Linked DNA regions of Mus musculus: region 2 is linked to region 1. Evidence: chromatin loops called from intact Hi-C (ENCODE). Cell type or tissue: left cerebral cortex. All regions are shown on one strand. Links, peaks and the distances in the headings refer to the core of each region. The heading gives the core; the rest is flanking DNA.

What was found. Peaks named below come from ENCODE experiments on the same cell type or tissue, not always from the same donor. Only the 100,000 strongest peaks of a DNase experiment are listed, where the experiment ranks them.
Region 2: a loop joins it to region 1, with 2.6 times the contacts of the local background. A loop is called at or near these places in 2 of 42 quality-filtered maps.

The regions. Positions count from the first base shown.
Region 1 is chr4:66,218,905-66,227,690 of GRCm38, forward strand. All of the region lies in intron 2 of Astn2 (astrotactin 2), which reads right to left. Among named protein-coding and RNA genes, the nearest start is that of Astn2, 180 kb to the right of the region's middle. In left cerebral cortex, for the core only: no CTCF peak of the experiment used is centred there; DNase peaks (open chromatin) are centred at 4,207, 5,043 and 6,217.
Region 2 is chr4:65,972,743-65,981,528 of GRCm38, forward strand. The region is part of intron 6 of Astn2 (astrotactin 2); the gene reads right to left. Among named protein-coding and RNA genes, the nearest start is that of Gm31533, 350 kb to the left of the region's middle. In left cerebral cortex, for the core only: no CTCF peak of the experiment used is centred there; DNase peaks (open chromatin) are centred at 3,721, 4,382 and 7,932; H3K27ac peaks cover 1,893 bases.

The DNA.
Region 1 (8,786 bases), core at 437-8,436:
GACATGTGGTCTGATCTCAAAACATGTCCTACCTGCAGCTTGGCAGACAGGAAGCAAACATGGTGTTAAGTTATCCATGCAGGTATGAAAGTGAGCTGAAAATGGAGGGCAAACACTTAGAAAGGGCATGAAACTTGAACGTGGACTACAGAGTCCATGACACAATTATGGAGAAGCTGAAATTTGAATTGAAGCTTCAGTTAAAAGTAGATAATTTGGAAGCTGATTATGGGATGGATCCCTGGATATGGCAGTCTCTAGATGGTCCATCCTTTCGTCACAGCTCCAAAATCTGTCTCTGTAACTCCTTCCATGGGTGTTTTGTTCCCAATTTTAAGAAGGGGCAAAGTGTTCACACTTTGGTCTTCATTGTTCTTGAGTTTCATGTGTTTAGCAAATTGTATCTTATGTCTTGGGTATCCTAAGTTTCTGGTCTAATATCCACTTATCAGTGAGTACATATTGTGTGAGTTCCTTTGTGATTGGGTTACCTCACTCAGGATGATGCCCTCCAGGTCCATCCATTTGCCTAGGAATTTCATCAATTCATTCTTTTTAATAGCTGAGTAGTACTCCATTGTGTAAATGTACCACATTTTCTGTATCCATTCCTCTGCTGAGGGGCATCTGGGTTCTTTCCAGGTTCTGGCTATTATAAATAAGGCTGCTATGAACATAGTGGAGCATGTGTCCTACTTAATGGTTGGAACATCTTCTGGATATATGCCCAGGAGAGGTATTGCTGGATCCTCCGGTAGTACTATGTCCAACTTTCTGAGGAACCGCCAGACTGACTTCCAGAGTGGTTGTACAAGCTTGCAATTACACCAACAATGGAGGAGTGTTCCTCTTTCTCCACATCCTTGCCAGCATCTGCTGTCACCTGAATTTTTGATCTTAGCCATTCTGACTGGTGTGAGGTGGAATCTCAGGGTTGTTTTGATTTGCATTTCCCTGATGATTAAGGATGTTGAACATTTTTTCAGGCGCTTCTCTGCTATTCGGTATTCCTCAGGTGAGAACTCTTTGTTCAGCTCTGAGCCCCATTTTTTAATGGGGTTATTTGATTTTCTGGAGTCCACCTTCTTGAGTTCTTTATATATATTGGATATTAGTCCCCTATCTGATTTAGGATAGGTAATGATCCTTTCCCAATCTGTTGGTGGTCTTTTTGTCTTATTGACGGTGTCTTTTGCCTTGCAGAAGCTTTGCAACTTTATGAGGTCCCTGACACCATTGCATACACTAGCAAGATTTTGCTGAATGGACCCAGATAGAGTTGTCTCTTGTGAGACTATGCCAGGGTCTAGCAAACACAGAAGTGGATGCTCACAGTCAGCTATTGGATGGACCACAGGGCCCCCAATGGAAGAACTGGAGAAAGTACCCAAGGAGCTAAAGGGATCTGCAATCCTATAGGTGGAACAACAATATGAACTAACCAGTACCCCCCTGGAGCTCCTGTCTCTAGCTGCATATGAATCAGAAAATGGCCTACTTGGCCATTAGTGGAAAGAGAGGCCCATTAGTCGTGCAAACTTTATATGCCTCAGTACAGGGGGACAACAGGGCCAAGAAGTGGGAGTGGGTGGGGGGGGAGTGGGGGGGTGTGTGGGGGACTTTTGGGATAGCATTGGAAATATAAATGAAATAAATACCCAATTTAAAAGAGTAGATAATTTGGTTTAGGTAGAGCTAACATAAAGAGAGGTCTATTCTCTCTAACTGGAGAAGAATTTGATTCATCAGTCATTGGATGCCAATGCTATAGAAGCATCCTGAAGGAACATCCAAGAAGACTGTACCTCAGAAGAAACAGGAGACACAGCTCCATGCCACTGCCTGTAGCATCTTGAGAAGTTCCCTTCAGACGACTCCAAAAAGAAAGCCTGGGATTCCTGACTATAGAAAAGAATTCTGGAATCCACCACTATGTAATAGAACTAGAACTTACTAAGAAATGGGTTTAATGTAAATTTAAGCAAAGATATTAAGGGAGAGAGGAAAAAAGGTTGCATTTAGTAAAAGGAAAATACATACACACCCAAGATATGGATGCAGGTTTCTCCAGAGAGAGGTGCCCAGTCCTTGCTAAACACCAGATAACATTGTGAATACTGTACAAACTACAAGTGTCCATTTTGCTCTTATGATGAGAAGTTGGGATGGCAATGGACTCTAACATTTCCTGGTTTGAATCATGGAGAGCTTCTGAAGTGATGACACAGAGCAAGGTTAATCCAGAGACTGGGTAGCCAGAGGGTCGTTACAAAGCAAGGATGTTTGTTCAGTGGCGACTGGCTTTGTAGTCCAATCAGATGCTATTAAATATTCATAAGAACATATACTTTGAGTATGTTTTTCTAAAAGCAGTACTAGAGTCTGTATTTTCTGCAGATTTTATAATCCTTCAGACCTCTTTAACCAAACCCCATAGAGATAGAAGTACCAACCTCAGACAGTTGAATGAAGACAAGATAACCAGATTTGCATTAGAGATCAAGGTCAGTAGATCCTTTGTTCTGCTTTGTATAGTACACTACAGGATTCATCAGAGTAAGATGGGCTGTTCAGCCTGCTTCTGATAGACTGTTTACCCATCTGCATAAGGCCACAACTGAGCTACAGACATTCTTGTGTTGCCTTTGCTTCTGAAATTATGTTTTTATAAAAAGATAAAGAGAGGGGGGAATATATTCTATGTAGGTGTAGTCAGGTATAAGGGAATGGGGTGTCTTTGCTGGCCCATGCTGAGGCATCCCTTATCCTGTGGGACCAGGCACAGGATGGTATAGTATAGAATAGAGTTTATTCAGGGCATAGGGAGGGGAGTTAAGGGGGTAGGAGAAACAGAGAAAGGCAGGGGGAGAGAGAGAGGGAGAGAGAGAGAGAGAGAGAGAGAGGGGGGGGGTAGAGGGGTAGAGGGGTAGAGGGGTAGAGGGGTAGAGGGGTAGAGGGGTAGAGGGGTAGAGGGGTAGAGGAGTAGAGGCTAGCCATAAGCACATGGCGAGAGAAGGGGGAAGATAAAGGGGAGAGAGACAGGAATAGAAAGCAAAAGAGCAAGAAAGTGAGGAGGGGGCAAGCAGCCCCTTTTTTAGTGAATCAAGCATACCTAACTGTTGCCAGGTAACTGTGGGGCGGAGCTTAGACAGAAAAAAAAAGAACAAAGGGTGTTCCCAACCAATCTTTCAATGGCTGTTGAAAATATCTGCTCTCCTGTCTTTCTTCTACACTCCATGTTTGTTAAGAGAAGGAGCATATATAGCTTTGCTGAGATAGCTCAGAGCTCCTCAAATCCTAACAGGCTCTTCCTGAACTGCTCAGCATAGAGAAGAAAAGAGAAACAAACCAATAAAGCATAAAGTTATAAAAGGGGGGGGATCCCCAGGAAGTCTGTTTTCACAGACCTAAATCCCCAAGTTCCAGGATTCCAGGTTGATGGTGTCTTTCTGTCCTTTCTGTCTGTCTTAGCTCTGCCACCTGCAACCTGTTCTCCATCCTCTGTCAATCGGGTGCCTAAAATTGGAAAGCATTATTCTCACTGATTGTCCTTTCACAAACTGGGAACCATTAAGATAATTTTGCCCAGAAGTGTTCAAACTTGAAGTGATAGAAAAACTTCATCCAGGTGAAATTTTACTCACCAGCTCCAACCACACTCCAAACACACACATACACACACACACACACACACACACACACACACACACACACACACACACACACACACACAAAACATGTAAAGAAATAGTTTCCCAAAGATTGAGGGCAAAACAGCAGGCATTTCATTTCCCTTTACCATTACAACCTTTGGCCACAAAACATAGCAGCAGACCCCGAAGAATCCCAGGGACCGTGACTTACAAACCGACAAACCACAGATCTACCCTCTTCCATCCCTCACTCCATTGCTTCATTTCCTTTGCAAGATTTTAGATTGAAACCCAGAAGGCAGAGGGTGCTGACTTTCGTAATAGTGCAGGAAAACAGCAGAGCTAAAGCTGGAACCCAGGTCCTAGAGCTGCAGTTGAATGACTGTGTTCTTTCCTGTTGTGCCTCAGCCTGTTGAGACTTTAGCTTCAAGGGCCCTCAAGGTGATATTTTCCCCAGCAAGCATCACCACCTCCTCACTCTGCTCGCTCCCTTTCTTTAGAAATCAACTAACTAACCACCCACACTCATTTCCAACCCTGCTTTTTGGAAGCGGATGTCTGAGTTATATTACACACTGCCCCCGCAGGGACATTTGAGTCCAGGTGGCAACAGAAGGCTTCCTGTGAACTTCTTGCCTAATTCACCACATGGACCTGCCTGCATATACACAGAAGCACGCACAGACATACATATATATATCCATATGCTTAGCTTTTAGCGATACAGGCACTCAGATAGGCAGAGCCAGCAATGGACTAGGAGGTTTGAGTGTGGATGCCATAGTTTTCAAACTCACTGGTCTTCTTTGACACAGTTTTCTTGGCTTTTTGATGTCTCTCCTCTTGTAAAGATCAAATGAGCAAAGAGAGACAGATTGGTATAATGTACCTTGCATGTGTAAAGAGTGATTTTATTCAGTCAAGTTTTCAATATTTTCACATGGATCGGACATTTTCATTGGTTAACACTTAACAAGTATTTCCACTGATCTATTAATTTATTAATGGCTTTTGAAAAGATGCCTTAGTCATTATCTGGTCCTGCTGTCAAGTCAAATCAGTTCTTTGTAAATGCATTTATTCCATAAACACTCACAGAGTACTGGTCATGTACCAAACACTGACTCAAATGACTTCATAATCTCATAGTCTCACGAATGGCACAGCTACAATTAAACCTGTGAACAAGCAGACAAAATGGAAGAAAGCAAAGGAAGGTCACCAAAGGCCTCTTAGATAAAGGGATAACTCTGAAATTTGGACTGGAGATGAAATGAGTATGAGTGGAAATGACAGAAATAATGATTCCCCTAAATGGAGCGATGAGTGAGTGGGAAGAGTCTATAAGTGACTCTGTGGGAATGGAACCAACAGAGAGTAGCCAGAGATGAAGGTGAGTCAAGACTAATCAAGTGGGAGGGAAAATGAATGCTTCTCCAAGTCTCAGCATCTTTGAATCTTCACTTAGAAGAAAAAACTTCACTTAGAACCACAAAGTTCAATCTGAAGGCAGTGACTGCTGAAAAATCAACCTAGTCTTCCATTCTCTGCTGAAACTCCACTCCCCCAGATACTATAATGGCTTCCTTGTCCCCATGCTACTTTGTGTGATTCCAAATAAGTGCTGCTTTGTCTGAACTATGTCCTGCAGCCATCTCTTAAAACATAAAACCCTACCTTCCATTCTGTATTCATGACTATATTTTATTTGTCCTTATGACAGCTGCTATAAATTTGACAATCTACATTGTAACATCTATATTCTCCATGAAAAAAATAGTAACCACACAGGATAAATATTTGGTCCATTCATGCTATATACATGAAAATTATTAACAGCATTTGACACATGGACAATGCTGAATAAAGGCTGAATGCATTCATGGGTAAATGATTCAATTCACCTAAAGCAGTTGCTTTGATGATGCCACATTGTGTACCTTCCAGTGCTGGGTAGCCTCTGGCCTCTGAGTTACATTAGAAGGATATCACCATGGTAAGACTGTGCTTTAGGAAGGCTATTCTTGTTGGAATGCAAGGATAAAGCACAAAGAAGTATTTCTCGAAGCCAGGAGAATAATGACAATGTAACAGCACTAATTTTGCCAGATTGATGATGTTCTAGACCAGGCAGTAATATCAGAGAAGCATACCAAAGGATGTGATTGCCCAGGAGACTATCAACCCAGGAGCTGGTTGCCTACTAATGGAAAATATCATCTACAGAAAGGCAGAAACTGTGTCATTTCTGAATATTATACACATAAATGGCTTGAATGGTCTCTCATATTAAATTTCCTCATAACAGCCTCTGATAAAATTACATTCTCTTGATGTAAGAGTGGAAGTATCTTTGAGAAAAGATAAAGCAGACTTTAGTATTATCTAATGATAATGGGGTTGAATATGTCTAAGTAATATGGAAATCAAAGATAGCCTTAACTTGATTCTTAGATCAGCATATTTCTCAAAGACGACAGAGCTTGGTTCTAAGTACTCAGGAGGCTGCAGCCTGGACTCAGGCTGGTCTGTCTATGGCCAAAATAGATAGAACTGAAGATAGTTATTTTCATCACAACAAAGCTGGGACAGAAACAAATTAAGATGATCCGGAAAATACAAACTTAATTGCATTCATTCACTTGCCCATTCATTTATTTAGTTAATCAACTCACAGGAAAAGAATTAAAGAGCTATTTCTGGGTATCTTCAAAGAACCAGAAACAGCATTTCTAGCAAGAACAGAACAAAAACGAGGACAAACCCATCTTGGTGCACATGGCGAGAATAGTCCAGCATTTCCCAACTACATTCTTTGCACAAGATCATTACCCAATGAGCCGTCATTGTGTTGTTACAGAATTTTAAACTTGCCAGACCCTAGACATGTCTTGTATAATTTAATCGTTAACTCCATGTGACTGTTATCTTCAGGCTCATTTTTTCAAATAAGAAAGCAAGGTTTAGGGATTTTTAGAGCTAATGCAGCCTGAGTTATGAAGAATGGTTTACATTTGTGTCTGGATTTTGCCAATGTCCATTCTTTACCCTCTGAAGCCACCTCCCTTTGGAGAAGTCAGAGTCTGCAGTAAGGCCACTCTGCTGTGAATCCTAGTATGAGCCTATATGGCCTAATCTATTGTTTCTGTTGCCATTAGTTTTAATTTGGTACCTGAGTTTAAAACTGAGACACAATGTTCTTCTATGTGAAATGCATTGAAGAAAATTTATGGGAATTTCAAGGATGGTTTCCATCTTGCTGCTTAGTACCTTGAGCAGTCCCTGGCTTCAGAGTCAGACATGTTAATCATCTATTGTACTGGTTTGGGGGTAACTCTGACCCCGGACAAAGGAAAAACACCTTAATAAGATTTTGTTCCTCTTTATTCCTGGGTCTTTTGGATCAGAGGATAATGGCAATCTCCCAGTTTTCTTCCGTGATGCCTCATTTTTCTACAGTAGGGAGAAGATAGAGAAAAATGGACAAACTGCTGTATCAGCAGACCAGGAATAGCAATGCCCTTAGGGCACCCTGTAGCAAATAGAACTTTAGGTTAAAGACCCTTCCCAGAAGCTAAGATCATCTTCAAGTCTGTCTACTTAATGCTAAAACAGAGAAGGTGACAGTCTTCCCTGGCATGACAGAGTATAGCAACTTCAGTAGACTTGGCCACAAAAGAAAACAGACATCTCTTATGATCCTAGGTTCCTCCCTCTAATATTCTTCATTCTTATTCTCATCATCCCTATACAAGAGATACTGAGTACTTCATTTAGGATCAATAAAATGGAAGCAAGAAAATTCCAACAATAATTCTGGGCTATGTGTGTCACTCTTCTTAGGCATCTTCTGTGATCATTGTATTATGTTGGGCTTCACTGGGATCATGAAAGGAGACTCAAGGTATAATAGGATATGTAAGGTCTGAATACTTCCAGCCCAGAATAAGGTTAAGATCAATTAAGTACAACTGGCCTGACTAGAATGCCTACCACTTGGCACCTTCCCTGTCCATTCAAACATCTAGAACTCTAGATTGCCAGTGGAAAGTATCCAAAACTTTTCTGAGGGTGAGTACCTATACTAGATGACCTTAGTTCACCCTAGCAGTCTTCTGTCACATTTCTGCCACATATATCCATAACATATTAATGTTAGCTGTACTTCTCTTGAGATTCATATCTTTTGGGGAGTGACTATCCTTTTGAACCTCAAATGTTCTCATCTGAGAAAAGTACAGAATAAATAGGAACCTACCAGGTATGGTGTGGATAATGCATGAAAGGATGCATTAAACTCATACTAATCATTAATTAAATCTTATTAATTGAAGAAGAGGACAAGAATGATGAATGTGTCCACAGTATTTGATTTGATTGACACCTGAAGAATCCAGGAATAATGGACTCAGGACAAAAGAATGAAAGGATTCATATTCCAGGGATTCCACAAAGGTACCTTAATTGGTGCCCATAGCATCAACATAAACAATAAAACCAGGGCACTGTTGTCATTATCACAGGCTAACAAAAAAGTCAATTCTAGGAGTAAGTTACTTCTTTTGAAATTTTTAGTCAATGAGGGTCTATAGAGCCCTCCAAATATTAAGTGCTATCACCACCTCTGAGTTACTCCTCCCTCCAATCCAGAACTTGACAGTGAGACATCATTGCTAATGACACCATATACTTAGGTCTTAAAGCATGGGGAGATCAAACTGGCATTGACCTGGAAACTTATTCTTAGCAGCTAGCTTTCTTGGTGCTTGTAGGTGTTGTGCATGCTACCAGAGAAAAAATAATCATCAATATTACCCAGCTGTGACCCTGTAAACTACAATAATGACTGACCTGGCAGGATGTGTACAAACATTGTAGAAATAATCAACTACTTTCTCATTAGATTTATTATCTACTCCACAAGAAGAAACCTATACCTGACACCATTATATGGCCAACAATCCATGGCTATACAGATCATAAGCTCTAGGGGAAAACTTACTACTATTATTATGCTAAATAGAAAAAGTATTAAGCCAACTCCTAATAACTTGTCCTAATAATCATAGATTAGTGGATTCCCAACCCTAGTCAGAGAAGCTTCTATTTTCAGTAGATAGTAATTAACACAGT
Region 2 (8,786 bases), core at 329-8,328, 250 kb before region 1:
GCCCAGCCTACTAGTGCTGCAGGTAAGCCTCTTCAGGAAGTATCCATCTCTGGAAGCTTCATTTTCCTGGGTCAGGTCAGCACCTTTAGAGGTTCTGAGGACTGAAACTCTCTCCATTTTCCAGCCTGGCCCAAATACTAGATGGTTAGATAATATTCCAACCATTCAAATATTCAGCAGAGAAACCTTCAAATGTCTCACAAATTCATTTTGCTCACTCAGTACACTGACATCTTTTACTAATAATTTTCAGCCAGACAGGGTTTTAAAGGTCCTAACACTATGCGTTGTTCATAGTTGCTTACATTTCCCCTTTGTCTTGCTTTCACTCATTTCCTTCTAATGTGGTCAAGGGGTTGGCATCTGATTCTTGAGCTTGTTTAAGGAATGCGGTGCATGAATGGAATCAATAATAGCCGATGCTTGAATCTATCCCACCACAGGCCTGGCTCTTGAAGCTAGTGATGGTGCATTCTTGACAATTACACTGAATTTTGGTATGTTTGGATGCTCATATTTACTAAGGACAAGGCTGGAGATAGGACTTGAAGCCACATACTCTGGCATTTGGACTTTAACTTTTGACTACCAACCTAACAATTGACAAAAGGGAAATTATTCAAGTTGCCTTCCTCTTCCATAGGACATGAATTTACAGTGATGGGGAGAGAATCTAAGGTCTTATGAGTGCTAGGCAAGGACATTACCACTAAACTATGTAGTTCAAGACATTCCTTGAGATTATAACACTGATACCTAGATGCCATGGCCCTCAAAGATCAAGAAGGTATGTGCCATCTCTGCTCTGGCTTTTGTCCCTCTGGCCCTTTATATGCAACCAGTTTGTTCTTGTTGTAGCTCTAGCTGCATAGCACTCCTTCATTTTCATTCTAGGCTCTGATGCCCCTGTTCAGACATTGCTATATAGAACAATTACAGCAACATCCAGTTGGCAGAACTGCTAGCTTCAATTTTTTAGTCTCAAGACCCTTTTACACAGTGGTCAGCAGTCTACTATCCTCAAATATTTGGGGCTTTATATGAAAGTTATCTTTTGGCCTTTAAAGTAACATTGTTAGAAACAATTTGCTAAATATATATATATATATATATATATCAAATGAGAGTACTCCTTGGAGTGGTGTATTATATCTGTCCCCATTTCACAGATGAAGATTATTCTAACCAAAAACAATTAAATTACTACATGAAGGCTATATAGCTATAAACATTCATACTCAAGTACTAAATGCAGGAAATGTTATTCTATAGCTTAGACTTAGCCAAATTAGGTAATGAATAACTTTTGAGCAGAAAAAGAAATTCAGATCATATAACAAAGGAAGTCAACTTAGAATAAGGGAGTGGTGATAATGGCTAATAAAAGGTAACACTGTCAATGCTTCCTGCTTGCAGAACACTGTACTGACCCCTGTCCTGCTGTCTCATTTAATTCTCACAGTCCTACAAGATTAAGAAATGAGCTAAGAGTATAAGTATCATTGGTTTCATCAACAAGTTGAGAAATCCTACCGCTGGCCTTTGAATCTAGATATGTATTGATTCAAACTCTAGAGCGTGAATTCTGAATTACACACATAAGTGTGTGTGTGTGTGTGTGTGTGTGTGTGTGTGTGTCATATGAGTAAATATTTGCCTGAATTTATGCCTGGTGTCAATGAAAGCCAAAAGAGGGTGTCTGATCCCCTAGACCTAGATAGTTGGAAGCCATCATGTGGGTATTGGAAATTGAACTTTCGTCCTGGGAAGATGAGTCACTGATGTTTACTACAGAACCATCTCCTCATCTCCTCTCTCTCTCTCTCTCTCTCTCTCTCTCTCTCTCTCTCTCTCTCTCTCTCTGTCTGTCTGTCTCTCTCTGTCTCTCTCTGTCTCTCTCAGTGTAATGTATATGTATGTATAGTATTTGTATAGTATTTGTTTTCTTTCAGGATTTCATGGACGTGTGTGCCAGCCAGCGGCTAGTGTCAGGTATTACCTTCTAACATATTTTACTTTATTTTTCTGAGAGAGTCTCTCACTGATGCCATAGGTCATTGGTTTTTCTAGACTTGCTGGCCAGCCAGCTCCAGAAATCTTTCTGCTTCTGCTCCTTCCTCAATTCAGGTTACAAATGCAAGGAAGCATGCCTGACTTTTCTAGGTGAATGTTAGGAATCCTAACTCAGGTCCTCGTGGCAAATTGCCAGTCACCTTCTCCACTATGTCACCAGCTGCTAGTTCTTCCCTTTAACGAGTATTTTATCATACATAAAACATACATTGTACTGGGTTTCACTATAACATTTTCATGCATGCACATACTCCTTCACACACTCCTTTTGTGTTGCTCTCACATTTTTTTTTCTCTCCCTCCACATCATTCATTAAAAAAATAATAATAAGTTCAGTTGTTCCAACATAGCCATTTTTAGGCTGGAAGTTGAATACTGGGCCTGTGTGTTACCTCAAGTGGTCAAACACACAACTAACATGAAAAAGGCCTTAGATTTGAGCTCCAGAACTATAAATATGGGGCTTCCCTTTCAGTCTGGCTCTCTCCTGAACTCGCATTTACACTCAGACGGAGCCCCAGCTTCCATCCATTATTTTTTTAACCTGGACTTACCACACCTTCCTTCATGTTGCCCCCTTTAGCTGGAAGACCATTTATCTTGTCTTACCTCTCTCATCTCATTACTAAAAGAAATACAGGCCTTGTCCCTAAATCCCTATCCATCCTATTTCAGTTTATGGTGTAAGGCCCTCTTTCTGTCTCAGGGTAAATAACTCACTCTTCCCTGGCAACCTTGCAGAATCTTCTTTTGGGTCCCACTGGTTTCAGGTTAGTCAGTTGTTACGGTCTTTAAATACGCCTTTCCCAATGCCCACCGAAAACATGATGTCATTGAGGGTAGATTAGCACTTACTGAACAAGCATTTTTGACAATTTTTATGCATTTCCCTAATTTATATTCATCACTCCCCTGTAAGGGAGGAATTCATGGTTTTAATTTTAAAGACAATGTGAGTATTTTAAATTGTCTTGTGACTAGAAGTATCAAGACTCTTTCAAGACACATATTTAGTAAGTGTGAGAGTATAGATTTGAATCCTGTGGATGGGTTGGTCTCTGTAGCCCATGTCCTCTTTACCAGCTCATCCAACTTTAATGCTTGTTACATTTGAACTTTTCCCAGAATTTGATTTCTTATCCTGAGCTCAGCAAATGTCAGATTCACATCTGAAAGTATGAATTTACTGGAAAAGTTCAAATGTGAAGCAGAGTTATAATAAAGGAAAGACATAGCCAGGAGCATCATGGGTAGCCAATGACCAAGAGGCAAGTCTGATGATCAGATGCCCAGGGCATTAGCAAAGATTCCAGGAGTTACCAACGGCTTTAGGGAATCCTAAGACTGAACAGCTGAAGATATATTTGCTTTAGATAACCCAAAGGGGCCAGCTGAGGAAGAAAGCAAAATAGCAAGGCTTTACTGGGTATTGAGAGCTGGGTGGGGGATGCACGGGTTGTAATTATTCTTCTCATCTCATAATCTCCCTTTGGAAAACATTGCATGCTTCCTCCTCACATACTCTCACTGGCACTGAGGATGCTGAAAGTCCCTTGGCATCTGGAGCTGAGAGCTAGAGATGGGGATATATCTTCCCCACCACAGTCACTTCCCACAACTTTCTTTTTCATCCAGACAGCCTTGGGAGCTTGCAGTCCCCAGAGAAACTTGGCCGTGATCCTTCTAAGCTTTCTTCAAATGGCAACTTGTGGGCTGTGGGAAGTTTGTTCAGCTGCCTCTGCTCTCAGCATCTACACCAGGGACTGTATGGCTACACGGATTGATTTGAACCATCTTGAAGAGACAAGACTAGGAAGACTAACATGATACTAAGGTCTTACACCTCATAGCATAAATGAATATTTTTAAGTTGACCCAGAAATGTATATGTGTATGGGGTACAATGTAAAAACCTTTACACATGTAATTACTATATGTCGATTAATTCAGGGAAGTTATTACTTCCGATCCCTCACCAAACATTTATCATTTCTTTTGATTTAAAAATGGCCAATATCTTTTCTTTTAATCACTCTGAAAAATGGAAGAAATTATTGCTAACCATGTTACTACAGTATGTTATAGGGAACTAGAACAAATTTCTCCTCTCTAATGACACATTCATATGCAATGAACAATCATTTCTGATCCTCCTGCCCCCTTCCATCTCCAAACTCCAGTACCCAGCACTCTACCCTTCTGTGAGATCATATATTTTTAGCTTCTATATGAGTGGGAAGATGTGTTGTTTGTCTTTCTGTGCCTAGCTTATTTTACATATTATAACATCCTGCAAGTTTTAAAGTCTAGTGTTTCTCTTACTTTCAAAATGACTAACACATAGTGGATTCTTGGATTTTTCCCATGATTTACAATGAAGATACTGCAGTTTGGAAAGTAGGCATTTTCCCAGAGTCATGAAGTATGCGTGGAGGTACAGAGTTGACCGTGATTGACCTTATTTTAATCACTGAGTGATGCTTCCTGAAGCCAGGGATGGTGTTCTAGTATACTCAAGGTCTCAAAGGAAGGAGGCAGCATTGAGATTAGATCCCACCTCTTCTTGGGTTACATAATATACTTGAACTTGCTATGTTTATACATGTTAATGTGAAACTATTCTTTCTGCATGTATGATGAAAAAGGATTTAAATGACATCCTTATTATCATATGACTTGTGTAGGTTCACATAGACTTTACTTTATAATATGTGGACATACTTTATAAGGTAACATAAATAAATGAAGCAAAGCTTTGCAAAGCATTTAGCACAGGGAAGAATGCATTCTTATTACTAGTGCTATTGTTATTACAATTATAAAGACATTTCCACACAAGGTCTACACAAATTTAGAGATATGTCCTTTCTCCTTACTGTGAAGCATGCCATCAGCCATAGTCCACTAGGCAAGCTACAGTGGTATAATACATAGATTGGATAACACCAATGAGCACCTTCCTCAGCAACATCAATCATACATAGCTTAGTGTTTTCAGCTATTCTTCATGTGCTTCTTCACAGCATTCAGTCAGACACACCGTGATAGGACTTACACACTGTATTTAATGTTTTTATTGCCACTAAACTGGGAGATACCAGAGTTTGGCTTTATTCACGGCTTCATCCCGAGTATGTGTCACAGAGATGGTGCTATGCAAACATGTGATGGACAGAGGGAAACTAGGAGAAAGAGAAGGAGAGGAACGAGGAAAGAAGGGGGAAAGCACGTGTAATAAGTAATCTGAAAGAATAAAGTAACAGTGATCTTCAGGACTCGAAGCACTTAGTTTATTCTTTCTAGGTGAGAGAAAGTAAGCTCTCCCTTGGGGTTTCTTTACTTATCCAGGTTTATGCATGAAGACTCTATGCCAAGCCTTTCATTGTGTTTATAAAGAGGAAAAAGATAAACAAGTAACAAGAAGAGGCACCATTCTCTCCTTGTAATACTCCCTCTCAGAGTTGGCAAAGAGAATTAAAAAGCATCAGGCGACTGACACTTCCTCTAATCAATGTCTTAAAACTGTGTTTGGAAGAGGCAAGGGGAAGTTGGGCTGTGTTATAATGTACCCAAAGGAAGGAGGCAACATTGCATTAGGATCCCATCTCTTCCTGGGTTACATAACACACTTGACATTGCTATGCATTACCTTCATTTTGTCATTCAGTATCTCATTCCTGCATCATTTGCAAACACCAAGCTACTAATGGTACCTTCTACCCATCGCGACTTGATCTTCATCTCAGGAGAGCTCCCAACCTACCTTCTATCCTTGCAGTCTAAAAGGAAATGAAACCTTATTTTAAAACAACAGGAGAGAATGGTTATGTGATAAAATGGAATTGTACTATCCTTTGCAGCCACCCTCTGTCCCCCAGTTCCTGGGAACATTTTTTTTAACTCAGTCTGCTATCAAAACACAGAAATTAGTCTCTAATTGTGGACGTCAAACACAGTTTTATCCTTTGTAACGAAGGAAATTAGTAACAATTCATTCTGGTTGGAAGCCAAGCTAACATCTTAGCATAGAGTGTCATTAAAACTCTCAATCCCACTGGCTGTTGTGATAGCTATAAAGGCTGGAACATGTTCAGCTGCTTAGAATTGTTTTCCTAGATGTGTTCCTCTCCAGGCTCCTTGTCACATTTAACCTGGAGATCAGTTACTATTTAAGGAAGAAATGACTTGAAGCATATTTTTTCCTTCTATGGTTTAGCAAATTTAGACTTTCTTAATGAAGAGATTTGAAAAAAAATGAGTCCACTCTAAGGGGCATCCAGATCTCCTGGCATCACTGCCAAGCCACTGCTGAGCAAGTTGCCCATTAATATAAGAATAAGAAAGAGGGGAAAACGCTTTCGCAGTTTATAATTATATTACCAGTTTCATTATAGATCTCATTTTAATTCTGACTGAAACCTCGCCTTGCCTTCTTCCTGTACTTGCTCACGTATAGTTATTAAGTCTGGGTTGGAGTTCAACTTCTTCTGCTTGGTTTCAGCATATTAATATGGTTTATTGGTATTTCATTGCCTCCTCCCTCATGGGCATACTGAATCTCAGCTCAATTTATATTTTTCCCTATTTCTGGGCTCTGAGATAAACCTTGTTTCTTTTTTTGTGTCATGGTTGGGGCGTGAGTTTGATTGGAGTTGCTTATCTTCAGGGATAAGTGCAGAAACTGTGGGGAAAGAAGTCAATCACAGAAGAGGAAGTCTTAGATTTCTGGCACTTAGATTCTTGAGGTTGTATCTTCTCAGGGCATCGGGGTCTACCTGCCACCTCTGCCAGGTCTATTACATATTTACCATGTCAGAGTGTTCATTAGCCACTATAATAGATTTTGGACATGAATATCCTGTCTTCCTTGCCCTGGAGAAAATTGAAGTCTATTCGCTATAATCACTTTATTATTTTTTTTTTCACTAAGCAAATGTTTCTGTTTAAGGTACTGCTGTAGGTGCTAAATACAATGTATAAGACAAATATTATCTTTTATGGTTTGCAACCAAGTGGGACAGACTGAAATTGACCAAAGCATTGCACAATCACAAATAGAAATACTTTTAATGAAGGAAAAAAAGGAAGGTCAAAGGAGAACAATTAGCAAAGATTCTATAGCAGGCTGAGTTGGGAAGGGAAGTCAATTTACAGTTCAGCAAATGTGATACAATGAGGCAAGTAGACACAGTGACACATTCAACAACTCTAAGATAAGCAACAGTGAGTATTTGAGTACTTGGGCTCAGAGGGCCAGAAAGGACATGTTCAGTCTTGATCATGAAGGACAACGGAAGTCACTGAACTGTTTTGTGGAAAGCATAACTTATAGAGATTTTTCCCCTAAAATACAATAGTTCTGAGTTTTAAAAACTGGAGTTTAAAGTCTAGTTTTAATGCACAAGGCAAGTTTTGAGGGTAACACAGCCGTGTCTGTGACAAGCTGGCAGCAGTTTGGAGACTGCGATGTCTTTAAAAAGGCAAAAATAATACTGGTGCATGGAAAACTCGGTGATGTTAAGAGTATCTTATGGGTATGTCATGAAGATGGTATTTTAAAGGAAGTCATTTGGGCTTTGAAAGGGGAGGCATGCATATCATTGAAGTGACGAGCGTTGTTTCTCACATAGAATAATTAAGAGGCCAGGGTTTGGAGAGCAGCAGACAGAAATAAGACAGTCCACTTGTCTTAATAACATTAAGTCTGTACAGATGAGTTAAGAATGAAAAAGGCAGGGGCCATATTGTGCAGCACTTCCACCAATTAACCTGTACCATGATGTGCCTTTGAACATCTGTGATTAACACTGAACATTTTAAAACAAAGCTTGGGATGAGTCCAGAGAGCAGGGTGCCCGAGGAACTACTTTCTAAAATAAATTGCTTGGCAGCTTGTGGCTAAGCAGTCACTTTCAGTGTGGTGTAATTTTCCCTTCTCAGGACTGAAAATACTCCTCCCATGAATTCAAATCACAGTAAACTAGCTCTGCAGCCAATTATGAACCTCGTCCTTTATTAAAGTCACGAAGCCTTGTATTACCTTCCTCTCTTGAGTTGAAAGACAAGACAAAGCAGGCCAAGGAGAGCAGAAAATTTCAGAAAGGATACATTACAAACAAATATGTGTTCAAAAATATCCACAGTGTGGCGTATCAATAAACTACAGCATCCTGATATGTGCGCATTTATACTTCATTTTCCAGGATCAGAACGAACACTCAGACTTTAAATAACTCAGTTATAAGGAACATAGGAGACTTGACAACTATCTTACTTCATCTAACAAAATGAGGTTAATAGTTCAAATTGAACTTATTAAAAAGTACATTTTAACATAGGTATATTTCTATAATATTAATATTTGTATTAATTATAGTTTTATTCAAATCTCTCTAGTGTTTGTGTGTGTGTGTGTGTGTTAAATTCATGACTTTGATTAGAAAAGTATTCTAGAAGCACTCTGTCTCCCTAACCCCACACATCAGAGTTTTTCATTATTTCTGAGACTCCTCAAATAATGGGTGACGATCAGAGATAAAATATTAAAGACAAAATAAGCATATTGTAAAAATATTCAAAAATGAAGTGGTTTGAAAATTTAGGTTCTGATAAAATGGTTTCTAATGAAACAGAAGATATGTTTAGCCCCACTCATGCCTTCTCCTTACTTCTATGACTTCATAGAATGGGGTCATTTGTTCTTGCAGGTATC